Linked DNA regions of Homo sapiens: region 2 is linked to region 1. The links are chromatin loops, found by intact Hi-C in ENCODE. Cell type or tissue: endothelial cell of umbilical vein. All regions are shown on one strand. Each heading gives the region's core, and the rest is flanking DNA. Links, peaks and the distances in the headings are about the cores only. Region 1 overlaps MYO3B (myosin IIIB). Region 2 overlaps MYO3B (myosin IIIB).

What was found. Peaks named below come from ENCODE experiments on the same cell type or tissue, not always from the same donor. Only the 100,000 strongest peaks of a DNase experiment are listed, where the experiment ranks them.
Region 2: a loop joins it to region 1, with 3 times the contacts of the local background. A loop is called at or near these places in 3 of 110 quality-filtered maps.

What each region holds. Positions count from the first base shown.
Region 1 is chr2:170,499,095-170,509,528 of GRCh38, reverse strand. MYO3B (myosin IIIB) reads right to left here. Exons shown (of 35, transcript NM_138995.5): 27 at 9,721-9,883; 28 at 7,664-7,744. Among named protein-coding and RNA genes, the nearest start is that of MYO3B-AS1, 150 kb to the right of the region's middle. In endothelial cell of umbilical vein, for the core only: no CTCF peak of the experiment used is centred there; DNase peaks (open chromatin) are centred at 3,478, 5,298 and 5,308; H3K27ac peaks cover 3,105 bases.
Region 2 is chr2:170,551,034-170,561,467 of GRCh38, reverse strand. The region is part of intron 32 of MYO3B (myosin IIIB); the gene reads right to left. Among named protein-coding and RNA genes, the nearest start is that of LINC01124, 160 kb to the left of the region's middle. In endothelial cell of umbilical vein, for the core only: no CTCF peak of the experiment used is centred there; a DNase peak (open chromatin) is centred at 6,707; H3K27ac peaks cover 497 bases.

The DNA of each region.
Region 1 (10,434 bases), core at 828-8,827:
ATTCTATTTTTTCCCTGTCAAATAAACAAGACGTAAGTTAAGACTTGGAAAATTCTTTTTACAAAGATTTTACTGTAATCTAATTTGAGATTTGACAGGTACTATTTTTCTCCAGAAATGAAAGAAATTGTTTCATCTTTTTGAAGTTATAGCATTTTGTTTTTGTTTTTTTGAGACAGGGTCTCACCGTGTCACCCAGATTGGAGTGCAGTGGTGCGATCTTGGCTCACTGCAACCTATGCCTCCTGGGTTCATGCAATCCTCCCTGCTCAGCCTCCCAAGTACCTGGGATTACAGGCATGCGCCACCATGTCCAGCTAATTTTTGTGTTTTTAGTAGAGACAGGATTTTGCCATGTTGGCCAGGCTGGTCTCAAACTCCTGACCTCAAGTGATCCACCCGCCTCGGCCTCCCAAAGTGCGGGGATTATATGCTTGAGCCACTGTGCCCGGCCTGAAGTTACAGCATTATTATGTCCTCCATAGAAGAGTATTTCACAGACTTTTTTCCCCCCCAGTGAAGTTGACATTTAGGAAGGGAGTACAGAGAGGGAAGTAACATTTCATTTAGTGAATACGTACCATGAGCCAGGTACTGTGCAGGATGCTTTGCATATATTACCTGCTATCATTTTCATAGCAGTCCTGAGGATTAGGCCTTAATGAGTCCCATTTTACAGCTGAGGAAACTAAGGCTCAGAAGTTAAGTACTTTTCCCCAAACTACATGGCAAATGGCAGCATAGCCATCATTTAACATTCATTGTTTGACTCTAAACTCCACATGCCTAGGACAGTATTTCAACTCTTTCCAAAGCTTTGACTGGTACCTTATTTCCAATGTGTCATATTCAAGATGGAAACCAATGGCAGGGCATGGTCTACTGAAAAGAGCACTGAGTGAAGGCTCTGAAGAGGGCTCTGAAACCAGTGTTTAAACTTGCAGAACACATAAGGGAGACACAACTTATTTAACTCTCTGTGCTCCTGGTTCCTCTGTTAAGAGGTAAAACAAAGCCTGCCTTTCTATTTCCAAGAGTCTTTTGAAGAAAAATAGCATGATCATTCTTGCCACAGCCCAGTTAGCTTTCCCCTAAACGTTTCTTTACTATTGTGTAGTTACAGTCTAAACAACTAATAAAAGTTATAAAATGTGATAACATATTTTATGATTCTACATGAAATTGTTTTAAAGACATAGAGTAAAGGCAACTCAAGTGTGTAATCGATCATAATAATGTTGTTTCATTCTGTGTTGAGGTGGCAAAGATACCTTTTCAGGCACCACTTCTTTGCAGCTAGACTCTGGAATGCTAAACAAGGTTCATAATGGAGAAAACTGATTCCAGATTGTAGGCTCTAACCCTGGCGTCCTCTGAAGTTATAATATCGAGTCCTAGGGGTACCTACTGTTGCACAAAAGTTTCATCTTAAGCATACTTGTGCCATGCCGGTATGATATTGGGCACAAGTGGACCTCCAGCCCACAATGACTTTGCAGCTTCCTCTCTGTGCATTAGGTAAACAGTATTCTGCCCTCTGGCTTATTTAATCCTAGCATGGGCAATAATTTTATTCCATAGCAAAGGAGATTCCTGTGCATTCCAAGCTATGCCATGACAAAAATTCTATCGTTTGTGCCAAAGAGAGATTTGGCAGAGCTCATTTCTTGTCAGAAACCTCGAAACCACAGGCCATCCTGTCTCTGTACTACACCACTTGCTCTAAGCCTTGTCACAGACAAGGTATGTTTTCCTCAAGTAAACCACAATGCTTTCCCCCTAGACATTTCCCCCTACAAGATATGTTAAGCCTGCAGCTGTCAGAAATCAGCCCCAGGCCAGGCACAGTAGCTCACGCCTGTAATCCCAGCACTTTGGGAGGCTGAGGCGTGCGGATCACTTGAGGTCAGGAGTTTGAGACCAGCCTGACCAATGTGGTGAAACCCCATCTCTACTAATAAAAGAGCTGGGTGTGGTGGTGCATGTCTGTAATCCTAGCTACTTGGGAGGCTGAGGCAGGAGAATCCCTTGAACTCAGGAAGGGGAGATTGCAGTGAGCCAAGAACGCACCATTGCACCCCAGCCTGGGTGACAGAGTGAGACTCCATCTCAAAAAAAAGAAAAAGAAAAAGAAAGAAAGAAAGCCCCACTTTCTCAAGTATGGGAGAGCTAGGGAAACCAAGATAGCATGAGAGTGAAGTGAGCAGGACCCCTCGCCTAGGACTGAAGGGCATCCTGTCTTGTGTTAAACAAAGGTTTAGAAGATGGGGGGGTAGGCGGATGGGGAGGGCTAGTTTGCAGTTCACAGTGCATCTCAAGCTCAGGTGCACCAGGTAAATTATTTCCCCCAGATGTTTTATTGCTATTCTGTGGATATGTGGATACGGAAAACACCAGGAAAAGAGAAGCAGCTGCCTCCTGCCCTACGGCCAAGAAGAGTTTGGATCTTGTCTTCTCTCACACCTGTGCTTCCTCTGATAAAGACAGTGAGTTTGAAGAATTTAGCTTTTGTGTGAAATGACCAGGGATCTAAGAAATAGAAATGAAATGAGTGAAGAAAAAGTGAAATAGAGGTAGAACTACAAATAGAGACACAGAAAAGAGTGACAGAGGGCATGCTTGTTTTCCTTCTGTTTGTTCAAAATGGACCTTTTCTTTCAATGGTGCATTTACTTACAGTCCCCCTCTTGTTTGGCTTGGGATCAACAATCTACTTATGTACAGCTTTAGCAGGATGAAAAATATCTACTACAGTCATTTTTACCTTCAAGAAGCATGGGTCATTTCAATGCATACACTTGGCTGTGTTTTATAATAATTTGTACTCTTTGTATTGTTTTAGATTTTACAGAGCTCCATTCCAAAGAGCGTTGGCAAAATACAGAGTACTTGATTTATTCAAACAGCATCCCTTTGAGGGAAAGCATATTTTAGAGTGCTCTGTATTGGAGTTGGATAATTTGAAGCCCCAAATTAAATCTCATTGTTTACCGTGGGAGCCCCAGCATAAAGTAGGTGCTTAACAAATAGTAGTTAAGTAAGTGAATGAAAGAAATATCCCAGTTTAAATATAGTTGTCCTGCACACGTAGGCAAATAGCGGGAAATTTAGTTCTAGGAAATTACAACCACCTAATCATTGCCAACCCACTGATGATGCTAAAGGAAACAGCCTTTTAAACAGCCTTTTGAAAAGGCTAGGAGAAAACCTTGCACTGAAAGAGTTTAAAAGTTCAGGCAGTTTTATACACCAAAAACTTGGTTCTGTTACAAAGTAGGGTCAGGCTGTCTGGATACGATGTTTGCTTTCTCTTCTGGTAGCAGCATTTAAAGCAACTCTGCTCTGCATGCATCACATGATGTGCCCAGTGGTTCCCAGCTGCAGTGGCTTAAAATGCCTGTTCACAGGCTCAAGGAAGGCACCCTGCCAGCCTCGTCAGAGTCTCTGCTGATGCTGGGAAAAGCACTCTCCCCAAAGAGCATCAGAAGAGAAATGGCCGTCACTGTTAGAGCTATTGTTATCTTGTGATAACATCTGTGTTTTTGGCAGGGCCAAGGAGGGGAGTATGTAGGAAGCTGATCCAACAACAGAGAGAAAGAGAAAATAACAATTTCCACAGCACTGAAGCAATTAGATGAAAATGTCCTGTAAACTAGCGTCTCTTCCGACTCCTGTGCGTGTGTGTGGGGAGAAGCAGTGAGGTGCTGGAAGACCACTCCTCCTGGGAGAAGGTTCCAGCCCCTAGGGCTCCACTGTCACCTATTCAAAGGGCATTTCTCCTTTGAGAGAGGGAGGCCCACAACTTTGCTCTCATCTAAAACACATATCCTGAATTAGAGGGGCAGTTTTAAAGCCAGAGCTTTAGAAAAATTAATGAATGAGATATTACATGTAGGTCTTTAATAAAGTTCCCTGCAGTTAGTTTGTTTTGATAATTTTCACTGAGGAATGTAAGCTTTTTTTGGTTGAATAAATGTAGTTAGGTCCAATTTCTGAAACATAAGGTAATTTAAAAATATAACAGATTAGTAATGGAATCAAGGTCACTGTTAGTTTTTACTTAGAATACACCATCTATTTGAACACTAATATGTACAATTTTTTTCGGATTTTAACAAAGTATGTATTTTAATTATTTGGCATTTAAAGGAATGTGTTTTCCTGTGGCAAGAACCCATTGTCAGAATTAACCAGTACAAAAAACAATGAAACATGCCACTTCTTGCCAAGGTGATATGCAGAGTTGCTTCCCACCTCCCTCAGCCCCGCAGAAAAGAAACTGATAGACAATACCTTTGCTCAGGCTCCTTTACTTTCTCTTCCTCTCCCCTCTCCCCTCTCCCCCCTACATCTCATAAAGGCCCTTTATTGACTGTGCAGTGTTATACACATAGGAAATGTATCCTTGTGTACCCAGGGTATTTTTTTTCCGTTTGTTTTCTCTTCCAGCATTTGATTACTGGCTGGTGAACTGTTTGGGCCCGCAGAGATCTCTAGACCACCAGCTCATGTATTTGAAAGGCATCTGTTTATTTTGAAAATGCAAATGTGGCCTACCTCAAAGACTGACAGGCAAGAAATGACCCACTGAGTTGGGGGAGAGGTTTCCAATCTGGAGCCCTGTCCCTCCCTCGATCACACCAAGACCACTGGCTGTCAGAATCACTGAAACCTGCTCCTGGAATCTGAATGAAGGGCCCACAATTAAAAACGAGCAATAATTAGCCAGGCAGATTATTTCTCACCCAGTTGAAAGTAATGATGAGGACATTTACCAAGGACTCTGAGGCTTTGAAATGGTGGCTCCTAGACCGAGGGCTGCCTGGAGGAGGGCCCGATAACAAGGACACAGAGTTCCTAATGGTGGCCGCCCAGTCCTTATGAGGAGAAAGCCTGGGAAGGTTAATACCCTGACTTTGATCTCTGTCAAGGCATACCAGCAAGAATTAATTTACATTTCAGATGAAAAAGGTTGACAGCATGAAAAGGCATCTTGTTTCTGGTATGTGAATGTGCCGTAATAGATCGGGAATTCTGAAAGGAAGTTCTGAGGAAGCTAAAGGGATAAGCCGCACGGCTGCTTTTATTGGGAAGGAGATGAAAGGAAAACAAATTTCAATATGTGCTGCCCTGTAGCAACATGTAGGCCAAATGCTTCCTAAATTTCAAGGGCCGCTCTTTTAAAAATATATAACATATCTTAGCAACACCACTTAAGAAAATACTATGGGCCAGAACTAGAAATACAAATGCATTCCACAGAATCTAAATTTCAAATGAAATGATTTGTTGAAAAAATAATAAATTAGAGAATAACCTTAGAAAACAACCGGAAATGGTTGTGCTGTGACAACATCCCTAAGCCACTTCCTGCAGGCTCCTAAAGCGGGGAGCCACTGTATCTGGGTCTGGTTCTACTAGGAAATGTCCTAGTGGGACGAAGAGAGGCTTGTAATGAGATTATGTTTGGGGAAGATCACAACCCCAAACAGAAACGTCGGAATGAGTTGCTTTGCTTCTTAGATAAACGCAATTATGCCTTCAAATCTAAAGATAAGGAAAATATTCCCAAGTAAAAGTAAACTGCCCATAAAATTGCAAAGATTGCTACCCTATTCATGCATCTTTACCACCAACACAAAACCAGCGCACCAATTCCTGTCCACGGTGTTGGCTAAAGGGCAGATGCTGTCTGCCTTTGCTCTGGCTGCCACACTACTTCTAAGAGGGCAGAGGTGGTGTTGGTGCCACCTTCATGCCCATCTAAGCCCCTGCAGACTCAGTTAATGGAAGTTCCCAACATCACTTGATAGGCAAGAACACTTTGGCTGCAAGGCTAAGAAAGGGGAGGTGCTTGCAAGGCTAAAAAAAAAAAAGGACGGCACCCTTAAAGAAATGTGTTTTCTAAAGTCCTGCTGGGTGCTTGCAAGGCTAAAAAAAAGGAAGGCACCTTAATGTGTTTTCTAAAGTCCTGCTGGGTGCTTGCAAGGCTAAAAAAAAGGAAGGCACCTTAATGTGTTTTCTAAAGTCCTGCTGGGTGCTTGCAAGGCTAAAAAAAAAAAAAAAAAAGGGAGACACCCTTAAAGAAACATGCTTTTTAAAGTTTCGCTGAGCAACATTATCCTTCCATGGTAGCTACCCCATAGGTGCTCCACTGAAAAGATACAATTATTACTATCCTGATCCATGATGATGAAGCAGACCCATTTCTGTTTTACAGCAGTATTCACTTGGCATTAACAGAGTGCAAGACAGGGAGCACTCAAAAGATGACTTTCACTTAGGGAAAATTGGATTTATGATTCCTGTATACTGAACTCAGTGGATCAACAATAAATAAGCTCAAGCAAGTTTAAATTTTAAAACACATGTTGGCCTTTGTACCAAACTGCAAGATCAGAAATCAGTTTGGTACCCTGTTTTAATGAGAGATTGTGTGCGTGTTGGGAGGCAGGCAAGTAGGGAACAAATGATGCACTTTGAGTTCTCTCTTAAGCTGTAACAAGAATTGCATCCCTCTTCCTGGGGCTTTGAAGTTGTAGAGCTTAGAATTCCTAGGAGATGGTGTTAAAAGTTAACATTTGCATTTTAATAGCACTCTTTCCGCCCAACTATTTTCGTTTTGAATGAAGACATCAGGCTTCTACAGTGGTCTAAGAGTTCTGAGAAGTTTACTTGGAGCCAGGTTCCGAGGAGGGACTTCTTTCAAGAGGTTGCAGCTGTTTTATTTAAGAGTTTCCTTCAAGCTCAGCTGTATGTGAAATCCTATCACTCTCTCTGCTGCTGAGTCTACCAGCCTGGCTATTTCTCTCATTCTGTCTCTAATTTCTTGTGGCTCCTGGAGCTCAGGGGCCTGTTTCTTCCAGAGCCTCGAGTAGGAATATGCAGCTTCAAATGAGGGAAGGAGCCCAGCCTGGCACCCGCACCCACAGTGGACACTGCCATTTGCAGAAGAGCAGAGTGACTGAAGAGCCAGAGAGGGGACGGATGAGTCAGAAACCAGAGCTTACACCTCTCAGGCTGCCAATAGCAAGCCGAGCCATAAAAGCCACCATGTGCTCATGCCATGGGGCCCAGAGGACCATGATAGCCACATATAAGCCTGGATTTGGGAAACAGTTTGCTGGGAAACTCCCTGAGTGATTCCTCCTCTGTGATGCTAAGAAACAGGTCTTGCATATAATTAGAGAATTCCAAAATGGGAAGGCACCTTCTGGACCTTTTTAACCAGCGCTCTCATTTAACAGACGAGGGACATATGACTCCGAGAGGGAAAGGGTTTTGTTCAGGTGGCAGTATGCGATGCTGACTCTATCCAAACGGCCTGTGTTCAAATGCTGGCTCTGCAACTGATGAACTGTGTGATGGTGGACAAGTCCCTTCACTTCTCAGTGCCTCAGTTTCCTCCTCTATAATATCAGGTATACAAGAGAACCCAGTCAGAGCATCCTTAGCCAAGTGTGGCAAACAGCAAATGCTCATGCTCACCGTTAGCATCATAGTTATCACACAAGGAGGGTCAGAACACTAGGACTCCTGTCTCCCAGAACTCTTGACTCATTCCAGTGCTCCTGAATTATTAACCTTTCAGCTTTTCTACATTCACAGAAGTTAGTCACAGAATATTTTCAAGTGGACACTGTGAAAATGATGTTTTAATTACCTGCTTGATTATGAGCAGCAGACTCATTCCTTCTGTTGCTTATTTTCTTAAATTTCCTCCGAGCATCATATCCTCTCCAGGCTAAAAATATAAAACCATGTGCTAGGAATGACATTAATTTAAGAACGTGCCAGAGAATTGATATAAGCTGTTTTCCCCTCCAGCCTATTGCCCGTCTCATCCTCCCTCCTGCTTTCTCACTGAACAAAATAAGCAGAGGTATGTGATCTATGGCGAGAAGAGAGGCCTCTCTGTTCTCACAGCTTGGCTTTAAAGATGCTTCTGAGGGGTTGCTTTTGTTCAGGCAGTGATTTCCAGAACACTCTGGGTTCCACTGATGAATCACATGGGACCCCTACTCCAGGTGAGATGGTTTCCTGTCATTCTAATCCCTGGAGAAAGCCCTGTCTTCAAGACTCGGGGATATGATACAGGTGGAAGGGTTTGGCAGGGATGGTAGAAAGGAACTGGAATAGCCTGACCCTTTCAAAATCTGTTATTTGGGAGAAAAATATAAACAGGAAAGTTGAAGAAGAGAAAGAGCGGAGTTAAGGGAAATGATAAGTAGCACAACACTGTCATTTGCTGTGAGTGAATTCTGTGCCGAGAGGTATGCTGAGGGAGAGGAAAGATGTGCAGTGGGAAGGGAAAAGGCAGGGAAGAAAGGTGAAGAAAAAGAGAGAAAAGAGGAAGGGACTCTCTGGGGCAAAGGTGGTAAGCCCTTTAGATACAAAACTGGGGCATTAAGCCACCCACGAGGAGCATAATGTCTTTGTTCCTCCCGTCTCAGCATCACAACTCTCGAAGTTGCTGGGTGAGCTCATGAAGTCCAAAATAGACTGAGCCACATGAGGATTCTGGGTTATGAGAGCATAAGGGAAATCATCCACTTTGTTCAAGATCTGGTGCTTTCATAATCATTTGTCTATTGCACAGGAACTTAAATGTTGTGTGTAACACTAATAACACATATACGTAAACAAAGAGGCACTGACTAGGCAGGGCACATGAAAGAGATTAGCAACCTCTTCCCTTGGTTTATAAGTTCCATCTGGACTAGAAAAGCCTTCTGGAAATGGCGTTAGTAACTCTGGTACTGAACACCTGACCACAGACCTGAAGTGTATATTATCTCAGTCATTCTGGGAGATGCGGCACATATCTGTGTGACTGGGGCTTTACATCACTGGTCCATTTATACCGCCACTATCTATCCTGTCACTCATGTTGTAAAGACTTGTTTGCTTACCTGCAAGTCAGGGACCATGGCAGTTGTTGGGGCTCAGATAATAATTCTCCAAAATATGCTGCTTTGACTTCAAACTTAGAGCACCTGGGTAGCAGCAAATGCAGGGAAGGGCTTTCTCTGAACTCTCCCTATCTATTAAAGGCAAACTCCTCCAGAAGATATTCAACTGTGTGAATCCCTTCCCCAGATATCTCCTCAACCAGGAGAAACTGATGCATACCCCAGGAAGAAAGACTGGAGTAAATATCACCCAGAGGTCAGATGAACTTTGTCCCAGGCTATTGCCTGTTCCTTAGGCCCATTCATTTCCCTCGTAAACCTTTGAATCTTCCCTTAAAACTATCTACATCCTCCACTTCCCTCTCCCCTATGAAGAGGGTATTTAAGCTTCAACCATCTGGCCTTTGAGTTTCACACTTTTTATGACTTGCATGTTAATAAATTTGTATGTCTTTTCTCCTGTTAACCTGTCTTTCTCAGTTTGTTTTATAGACTCAAATTATCAAATCTTCAGGACACGGAAAGAAAGTTTCTTTCACCCCTACACAGTCTTGCTCATGGCTGTGATTTCAGCACCTGGCACAGAACCTGTGTAGTAGGCACTTGATACACATTTGATACACATTTGCTAAAGGAAGGAAGGAAAGAAGGAAGGAAGGAAGGAAAGAAGGAAGGAAGGAAGGGAGGGAGGGAGGGGAGAAGGAAGGGAGGGAGGGAAACCACTTAGAAGAGAAACAGTTGAGTATTCCCCAGTACTTAATGACATGCCAATACCCAGGGCAGTATTTATGAGAACAGGACCATTTACCTGACTGGATGGCAATGGCTCCCTTCTCTCTCTTCTCTCTGACCCTTTTGTATCTCCTGGCTCCAAGCCACCCCTTGGTATATGCCTGCAGCACAACCACTCTGCCTATGACTTCTCGAAGCAGCAAATTTAATTGCTCAACATGGTAATATTTGAGAAAAACCTGAAACGAGACAGTAGTTTTAGCATTACATATGGGTTCCTCAACAGAAATTCACTCTACTACAGCATATTCTAAATGAAAATATTAAAACAATGATATAAATAAAGTTTATAGCGATGTGACTTATGCTCACATTACTGACTTCATGGAGGTAAATACAATTCTCCTTCTAAGATTGAGCCAATCCTTGATAATTGATGTAAATAGATGATGAGGTCAACAGGGTTTAAGCGATTCCAAATGCTCTCCAGGCCTGTCTCATGTCAGTCAGGAGTTCATTTTCTCAGTTTGAGCTCTATCTACTCTCTTTCCCCATAGCCTCTGATAAAGGTGCTAACCAAGAGGACTGACCCAGCCAACAGTGGAAGTTCAGAGGGTGAGGTACCTAGATGATCCACAGTGATCTAATTTCTGCTGAGGAGGAGCAGTGTTGCCATCGTCACTCAGGCAGAGGCTGGTTTTATAAGGCAATCAGGATGGACCATAAAAACCTGGGATCCTATGGGGACGTGACGTTCTCCCAAATGAAAAGCTACAGATGCTGAGACTAA
Region 2 (10,434 bases), core at 1,723-9,722, 51 kb before region 1:
AAAAGATGTGCAAAAGAATGTGGGAAATTAGCATGGATGACCATTTGTCAGACTGCTGAAGAAAAGATTGTCACTCTAAGGGCAATGTTTAGAATCCTCTGGGTACAGATAACTAGTAAGTAAAACCTTTATGCAGTATATGTTCAATCCTCTAATCATTCAGTGGTTATTCACAGGTTGTCCCTTCTGGTCATATGGGTTAATTTGCTCAGGGTGGTAGATGAGAGGGAGGCATCCATTCTAACTCTTCTTTTAAGGGGAGAGACAACATAATGGACTGTTTCCCAGTGCCCTCCCAGTGTTAAATAGAAACTGCTACATGACATGAATGGGGGTTCCATTAATGGACTGAATATGAGAATGTGGGTCTAGGGCAAAGAATAAGCAGCACACAAGAGAAGGGAGGTACCTTGCTTTCTTAATGGCAACCCAAGTTGAAAATCAGAAGGCAGAGTACAAGTGTGTTGTGAGCTGACTGCTCTGGACATGGGTAAATACAGCAGTGAAGGACAAAAAAGGAATGAACACTTTGTAATCTGACCCTCGGAGATTTAGAATGGATCCTTGGATGTTCTGTCCCCCGTCGGTACCCCCAGCATTCACCCAGGCTAATGAGTTAGCATGGAAACTGTGCTTTGGAGGACAAATCAGTTAAGAGCAGAAACAAATCTAGAGCTCTTTCCATTTATCTGATTTCTGCACAAATGCAGAGTTTGCCATTTACAGTGGGTGTGTATCCATTGGGAGAACCCAGCCATTGTGTCCTGGCATAAAAACGGCTCCTTTGAAATTAGGATAGTGTGTAAACTCATCCCCTAAGATCTTTGTAGATCTCTTGCAATTGTTTCTTGGACCCTGTTTGAATTTGCTCTTTTAAATGGGCTGCTTAGGGAAAATACTGGCACCAATTTAACAAAAAGGGATATCATTAATTTCTTCCTCTAAAAAGGAAGAATCCCTTTGGGAACACTGAGTCTTCACGTATATTAGGTCAGACAAACCAGCCTGGTGTCTGGGTAGACTGGCTGTTCTAATTGCTCACTGCTAAGCAGCCAAACAGACCTTTCTGGATGGTGACTTGGGGATCTGAGTCTGTGGGAGCTATAAATATTCCTGAAACCATTTAGGTGGATTAATGAAACAACTCCCTCCCATTACACAAACTGCCAGACACAGAAAATACCAACAAATTGGTCCCACTCAAATGCAGTAAAGATTCAAGGTGATATACTCTTGAGACTTGTGGTAGTATCGAGGGAAAACAAGTGTAGTTTTTTAGAAATTGTAGCGCACTCCAGAAGACTTGATAATTTGAGTGGAAAGAAGAAAGGAGTTGCTAAACTTGGAAATTAGGTACTTTCAAAAGTGATTCGCAATGGAAGAGTAAGAAATAGCAGTAGCAGCAGCTAAACTTTATTAGATGCTTACTATGTACCAGGCATTATTCTACATGTAGTAAGCTAATAATCTGGAGTCTTATTTTTGGATAAGTCCTGACCCAGAATCCCCTCAAAGCTTCCAGAGCATCACACACACACAGACAAACACACACACATTCTTAGGAACCCAGGAACACAGATCACAGAACAGGGAATTTTAGTGTAATAAAAACCTTAAATATCAGCAAAACACTGGAAAGAGGGGACAATGTGGGACCGGAGGAGTGAGTGTGGGGGTGATGGTGGTGGGCAGTGCTCAGGCAAAGCTCTAGTCTAGGATAGAGTGCATGATTTGAAAGTGGGAGGTCAGGAAGTCATTGTGAATTGTTCTTGGTAGGGAGAAAAATTACAGACTCATTTAATATCCAGTTTATGTTGAATTTCTCCCTCCCGTCATTATCCAAACTATATTTATAGTTTGTTTAATAAGAGATATATCTGTTCTTTTTAAAAAATTGCAAGTATTTTTAATCCAAATTCAACTGCAGTCCAAACTAAACAAAACACCTCTACCTAATGCCAATAATCCCCCAGGCATGGCTTTATGTGCCTTATTTTGCTCTCTGATCTTTTGGCCTAATTAGGATAGAGCCCTTGAAACCCTAAATTCTGACCAATGAATAAATAATCAAACAACTTGGATATAATGTAATAGACTTTACAGTCTACAGCCAAATATAGAGCTAACTGGTCAACCCCTTAAGGCTTCTATTTTCCCATTTATTTAAAGAACAAAGAGGAGAATACATTTAAGAAGCTAAAATGGCCATCCAATGAGCCCTTAAGAATAGCCTGTGCCAGAATGCTGATCCAGAGGTACTACTGACTCTATGTCTCCCTAAAGCCCAGCTCTGGGTTGGGTTCTAGCTCTGGGTTGGCCAACTAATATGCAGTCTTTTCATCTATAAAATGAGAGTTGAACAAAAGACCTTGAAAGCTTCTACAATCTTAAATCTGGATAGGTTAGGCCATATTAACTCTGTAGAAAACTTCCTCAAATAAAAATGAAATATTCCTATGAGTAACAAGAATAACTCCATGCAGCACCAAATTTTTGTTGAGTGCTTACTACATGTGAAGTAGTGTGTTAAGCACCTTACATCTATACCCTATGACGTAGGTACTGTTACTATTCCTATTTTGGAGATGAGGAAAGAGGGATATAGGGAGATTAAGTTAACTTGACCAAAGTCACAAAGCTATTAGAGTGGCATAGATGGGATGTAAATTTAAGTTTGACTGACTCCAAAGCCAGCTTTGCCACCCTGCCAAGGGTATGGGACCATCATCCATGAACATCTCTTCTTTGTAAGGGTTCCAAACTAGAAACAACCCAGATGCCCATCAACAGAAACATGAATGCATAAAGTGTGCTCTCATCCTAAAATGGGATACTATACAGTAACGAAAATATACAAGTGAATCTTTAAAATATAATGTTAAGGGAAAAAAGAGAAAAAGCTAGAAGTCAAAGAATATATGCTATGTGGTTCCAGCTGTGCAAAGTTTAAAAACAGGCAAAATTAAGCTATAATATTTAGAGACACATATTTAGGTGGTTACCTGTAGGATGCAGGAAGAGAGTCATAATCCTGAAAGGGCATGCTGATGGCTTCTGTGGCACTGGCAAGGACTGTTTTGTGATCTCGGTTGTGCTCACATGGTGCTTGCATTATAATAATTTATTATACTGTCCATTTTCGTTTTAAGCATTTTTTTTTTTTTGGAGACAGAGTCTCACTCTGTCTGTACCAGGCTGGAGTACAGTGGTACGATCTCAGCTCACCGCAAGCTCCGCCTCCCGGGTTCACACCATTCTCCTGCCTCAGCCTCCTGAGTAGCTGGGACCACAGGCGCCCGCCACCATGCTCGGCTAATTTTTTGTATTTGTAGTAGAGATGGGATTTCACCGTGTTAGCCAGGATGGTCTTGATCTCCTGACCTTGTGATCCGCCCGCCTTGGTCTCCCAAAGTGTTGGGATTACAGGCATGAGCCACGGTGTCTGGCCTCCGTTTTAAGAATTTTTTTTTTCTGTAAGCATGTTACATTTCAGAATTTTTTAAAAGGCAAAACCAAAAATAACCAAGGATGGGGGCTGGGGGTGCAAAACAAAATAAACAACCACCTTGATCTTGTATCTCTCACATGTGAGCTTCTCCCCGTGTGGAAAAAGAATGGGCAGACGGCTGGAAACATCTTTTCTGACTCTTCGCTGCAGGTCTGAGTTTTGGAGTAAGCTTATCTGAACCTTTCCTGGAGACCACATATCACCGTTGGAGCTCCCACAGCTCCTGTGCTCACCCCTATCAACACCCTAGTCAAAGCAGACTTGTTTTCAAATTTATTTGTCCATCTCTCTCAGAATATAAATTTCACAAGAGCAAGCCTGGCTCTTGCTCCCTGTATTATATCAAACATAGTGTCTGCCATTTAGTGGGTGCTCAAGTAACATCTGCTGGACAAATATCCTAATGAATGAGGAATAAAGGTATATTTTATTATCTCCCAGCCCTCTCTGAAATTTAAACCAACAAACTGATCTCTTGCTAAATACTGTTTTAGCAGACAACCTGAGTTTTTCTAGTTTTTCCAGGAGTTTTAGTAACTTAGCAAACATAAATAGCACTTTGGGAGGCAGAGGCGGGCGGATCACGAGGTCAGGAGATGGAGACCATCCTGGCTAACACAGTGAAACCCCATCTCTACTAAAAATACAAGAAATTAGCTGGGCATGGTGGTGGGCGCCTGTAGTCCCAGCAACTCCGGAAGCTGAGGCAGAAGAATGGCGTGAACCCAGGAGGCGGAGCTTGCAGTGAGCCGAGATCGTGCCACTGCACTCCAGCCTGGGCGACAGAGCGAGACTCCGTCTCAAAAAAAAATAAAAATAAAAATAAAAAACCCTGCAGACATACCCTTTGAACCTAAAAGAAAAGTTGGAAAGAAAAACAAAAAAAAACACGTATCTAACGTAGGACTGTATCCAAAATATACAAAGAACTCTTAAAACTCAAGAATAGGAAAACAAACAATGCAATTTTAAAATGGTCAAAAAATCTGAATAGATACCTCACCAAATAAGACGCACAGATGTCAAATAAGCATGTGAAAGAAATAAGCTGTGAAAAGATGCTTAATATCATGTTATCAGTGAATTGCAAATTAAAATAATGAGATGTGACTACACAACTATTAAAATGTCAAAATCTGGCCAGGTGCAGTGGCTCACGCCTGTAATCCCAGCACTTTGGGAGGCCAAGGCAGGTGGAGCACCTGAGGTCAGGAGTTCGAGACCAGCCTGGCTAACATGGTGAAACCCCGTTTCTACTGAAATACAAAAAATTAGCCAGACGTGGTGACACATGCCTGTAATCCCAGCTACTTGGGAAGCTGAGGCAGGAGAATCACTTGAGTCCGGGAGGCAGAAGTTGCAGTGAGCCAAGATCGTGCCATTGTACTCCAGCTTGGGCAACAAGAGCTAAACTCTGTCTCAAAAAAAAAAAAGTAAAAATCCAAGATACTGACGACCCCAAAGGCTGACAATGATGCAGAGCAACAGGAACTCTCACTCATTGCTGAAGGAAATGCAAAATGGTAAAGCCAGTTTGGAAGACAGTTTGGCAGTTTCTTGCAAAGCTAAACATACTCTTACCACACAATCCAGTAATCATGCTCCTAGGTATTAACTCAAATGAATTAAAAAGTTACATCCACACCAAAACCTGAACACAAATGTTTATGGTAGGTTCACTCATAATTGTCCAAACTTGGAAGCAACCAAGATATTAAGCTATCAAGCCATGACAAGACATGAAGGAATCTTTTTTTTTTTTTCTAGACAGAGTCTTGGTCTGTTGCCCAGGCTGGAGTTCAATGGCGTGATCTCGGCTCACTGCAACCTCTGCCTCCCAGGTTCAAGTGATTCTCCTGCCTCAGCCTCCTGAGTAGCTGGGATTACAGGCGTGTGCTATTACGCCCAGCTAATTTTTGTACTTTTAGTAGAGACAGTGTTTCGTCATGTTTCTCAGGCTGGTCTAGAACTCCTGACCTCAAGTGATCCACCTGTCTTGGCCTCCCAAAGTGCTGGGATTACAAGCATGAGCCACCACACCCAGCCGACATGGAGGAATCTTAAATGCATATTATTATTATTATTTTAGAGATAGGATCTTGCTCTACTGCCTAGGCTGGAGTGCAGTGGTACCATCATAGCTCACTGCACCCTCGACCTCCTGGGCTCAAGTGATCTTTCTACCTCAGCCTTCCATGTAGCTAGGAATATAGACATGCACCAAAACACTTGGCTAATATTTAAATTTTTTGTAGAGACAGGGTGTTGCTGTGTTGTCCAGGCTGGTCTTAAACTCTTGGCCTCAGGCAATCCTCCCACCTCAGCCTCCCAAAGTGCTGGGATTACAGGTGTAAACCACCACACCTGGCCTCTTAAGTACATATTGCTAAAGTGAAAGAAGTCAATCAGAAATGGCTATATACTGTATGATTCCAACTATATGACATTCTGAAAAAGGCAAAGCTATGGAGGCACTAAAATCAATAAGTAAATAAATAAAAAAACAAATAGTGGTTGCCAGGGGCTTGTGGGGAGGGAGGAATAAGGAGGTAGAGATGGGATTTTTAGGTCAGTGAAATTATTCTGTATGATACTGTCATGATGAATACAGGTCATTACGCATTTGTCAAAGCTCACAGAACGTACAGCACAAACAGTGAACTCTAATGTAATAATAATAATAGTGTATCAATATGGGCTCATCAATTGTAATAAATGAACCATGCTAATACAAGATGTTAATTATAGAAGAAACAGGGAGAAAAGGAGAGGAGAAAGGGTATGTAAGAATTTTGTACTTTAAGCTCAATATTTCTGTAAGCCAAAAATTACTCAAATAAGTAAACTCTATTAACTTTTTAAAACGCAAACAAATTTATTATTCTCAATCTTAGAAAACAAACAAACATAAAAAGAAGAAAAATCACTACAACCCTACCATTAAACAATTGTATGTTTGATTTTAAAGTTGAAAGAATCCTTTAAAATGAAATAAACTAGGCAGCTGTGGTTAACAGGGCAGTCTTGAGAGTATGTGTTGTTTCAATTATATCAAATAAGAAAAGAATTTAAAAATAAATTTTCTCTAGGCACATTTTACAGCCATGCCATCAACATCCAATCTTGGAAGCCAAATACCCTAACTTGACTCACACACCACCCGCCTTGTGTTGTTTGGCATCTGCACTCCTGATGTCCTGGGCCAACGCCAAAACCTAACTTGGCATTGGCAAAAAGTGCATCATGACCTAACGAACTCAGGAAAGCACCGGAAAAGTTTAGCAAGAACTTTTCACAGCTATGTTTGCAGCAACAATCTAAGAAGAAATGATGTTCAAAAACTGTTCAATTCTGTAATGTGCTTTAATGAGTCGCAGGAATGAGAACAGGCTGTGAAAGGTTTTTCCTGAGGTATGTGGCCTCAGGAATGGTGGCCTGGCATGTGACCTCTGCGGCTTGTATCTGCCACTCTCACATCTGTGGCCACTTTCCCCTCCAGCCGCCTCTAGACTCCTCTAGCCTCAGCTCCTCCAATAGAGTCAGAATCTTGCTATTGATTCAGCTGGCTGAGGGTGGAGAAAAGCACTGACCTTTGTGGAGTACATCCCTTGTTCTTCCTTTTCATCCTGATTCTTTCAAGGGAAATGGGGCACTATGATCAATCTTGGTAGGTATCCACAGAGTTCCTTCAGAGAGCACCAGTTTTGAACAGAGCCCTCAGTTGAGGTAAACTACTAGGACTATAACTGATGTCCAAAGCACCCTGTTCCTATTCTTCAAAATTACAAAACAAAGCAAAACAAAAACAAAGAAACCAAAAACCCAGATCTAGTAAAAATGAGAAAAGTCTCTGTATTTGTCCATTCTCACATTGCTATAAAGAACCACCCAAGACTCGGTAGTTTATAAAGAAAAGAGGTGAAATTGACTCACAGTTCCATAATCTGTACAGGAGGCATGATTGGGGAGGCCTCAGAAAACTTACAGTTCTGGCAGAAGGTAAAGGGAAAGCAAGCACGTTTTCACATGTCAGCAGGACAGAGGGAAGGGGGAAGTGCTGCTTACTTTTAAACAATCAGATCTTGTGAGAACTCACTCACTATCATGAGAACAGCAAGGGGGAAATCCGCCCCCATGATCCAATCACCTCCCACCAGGTCTCTCTCCCAACACTGGGGATTACAATTCAACATGAGATTTGGGTGGCGATGCAGAGCTAAACCATATTATTCCACCCCAACCTCTCCCAAATCTCATGTCCTTCTCACATTTCAAAACCAATCATGCCTTCCCAAGAGTCCCCCAAAGTCTTAACTCATTCCAGCATTAACCCAAAAGTCCAAGTCCAAAGTCTTATCTGAGGCAAGGCAAGTCCCTTCCACCTATAAGCCTGTAAAACCAAAAACAGGTTAGTTACTTCTAAGATACAATGGGGGTACAGGCATTGGGTAAATGCTCCCATTCCAAAAGGAAGAAATTGGACAAAATAAAGTGGCTATAGGCCCCATGCAAATCTGAAACCCAGCAGGGTAGTCATTAAATCTTAAAGGTTCAAAATAATATCCTTTGACTCCATGTCTCATATCCAGGCCACACTGATGCAAGAGGTGGGCTCCCAAGGCTTTGGGCAGCTCAGCGTTTTGGTTCTGCAAGTTTGGCTGCTTTCACAGGCTGGCATTGAGTGCCTGCAGCTTTTCTAGGCACATAGTGCAAGGTATTGGTAGATCTACCATTTGGGGTCTGGAGGACAGTAACCCTCTTCTCAAAGCTCCACTAGGCAGTACTCCAGTGGGGACTCTGTGTGGGGGCTCCAACCCCACATTTCTCCTCTGCACTGCCCTATTAGAGGTTCTCCATGAGGCTCTGCAATTGCAGCAGACTTCTGCTTGGACATCCAGGTGTTTCCATACATCCTCTGAAATCTAGGCAGAGGCTTCTAAGTCTCAACTCTTGTTTTTGTGCACCCACAGGCCCAACACCACGTGGAAGCCACCAAGGCTTGGGGCTTGAAGCAATGGCTTGAGCAGTACCTTGGCCCCTTTTAGCCACAGCTGAAGCTAGATCGGCTGGGATGCAGGGCACCATGTCCTGAGGCTGCACAGAGCAGTGGGACCCTGGGCCCAGCCCAGGAAACCATTTTTCCCTCTAAGCCTGCAGGCCTTTGATGGGAGGGGCTGCCATGAAGGTCTCTGAAATGCCCCGGAGGAGTTTTTTTCCATTGTTTTGGCTATTAACATTCAGGTCCTCTTTACTCATACAAATTTCTGCAGCCTTGAATTCTTCCACAGAAAATGTGTTTTTCTTTACAACCACATGATTGGGCTGCAAATTTTCCAAACTTTTATGCTCTGCTTCCCTTTTAAATAAACGTTCTAGTTTCAGGTCATTTCTTTGTTTATGTAAATGAGTGTAGACTTTTGGAAGCAGCCAGGACCCCTCTTGAATGCTTTGCTGCTTAGAAATTTCTTCTACCAGATATCCTAAATCATCTCTCTCAAGTTCAAAGTTCCACAGATCTCTAGAGACACAATGCCACCAGTCTCTTTGATAAGCATAGCAAGAGTGACCTTTACTGCAGCTCCCAGTAAGTTTCTCATCTCTATCTGAAGCCACCTCAGCCTGGACTTCACTGTCCATATCACTATCAGCATTTTGGTCACAACCCTTCAACAAGTCTCTAGGAAGTTCCAAACTTTCCCTCACCTTCCTGTCTTCTGATCCCTCCAAACTGTTCCTACCTCTGCCCATTACCCAGTTCCAAAGTTGCTTCTACATTTTCAGTTATCTTTATGGTAATACCTTTATAGCAATACCCCACTCCTGGTACCAATTTTCTGTATTAGTCCATTCTCATGCTGCTATAAAAAACTACCTGAGACTGAGACTGGGTAACTTATAAAGAAAAGAGGTTTAATTGGCTCACAGTTCCACAGGGTGTACAGGAGGCATGACTGGAGAGGCTTCAGGAAGCTTTAAAATCATGGCAGAAGGGGGAAGGGGAAGAAAGCACATCTTCACATGGCAGCAGGAGAGAGAGAAGGGGGAAGTGCTACACACTTTTAAACAACCAGATCTCACAAGAACTCATTCACAATCATGAGAACAGCAAGGGGGAAATCCCCACCTCAATGATCCAATCACCTCCCACCAGGTCCCTCCCCCAACACTGAGGATTACAATTCAACATGAGATTTGGGTGGGGACACAGAGCTAAACCATATCAGTCACTTAAGCAAAACAGAAAAAGTATATGATTAATATAAATTAAGCTTAATTAGAAATTGGATTGGGGATTAAGACAACTATAATCTGTCTTCTTTCTTCTTCCATCCCTTTGTCCTCATGCCCACAAGCCTCAAACTGTACACTTCCTTATGTTGGCCTTGCCTAGATTTTTTTTTTTTTTTTTTTTTTTTTTTTTGCAAAAAGTCAGGGAACAAACATTATGGCAATGACATATGTATTAGAAATATGTAAGAACGAATCACATGAACCCAGGAGGTGGAGGCTGCAGTGAGCTGAGACCACACCACTGCACTCCAGCCTGTGTGGCAGAGTAAGACTCCACCTAAAAATAAATAAATAAATAAATAAATAAATAAATAAATAATTAAATTAAATTAAATTAAATATATATGAAAACATTCAGATCTGGTGGGGCTTAGAGTAATTTTGCCATGTGGGAGAATATACTACAGCCAGGTTAGCAGAAGTAGCATAGTTTATAATCTGGAAATAACCTTTAACAGCAATAATTTCTGGCTGGGTGTGGTGGCTCATGCCTGTAATCCCAGCATTCTGAGAGGCTGAGGCAGATGGATGACTTGAGTCCAGGAATTCAAGACCAGGCTGGGCAGCATAGTGAAATCCTGTCTCTACAAAAAAATACAAAAAAAAGCCAGGTGTGGTGGCTCAGGCCTGTAATC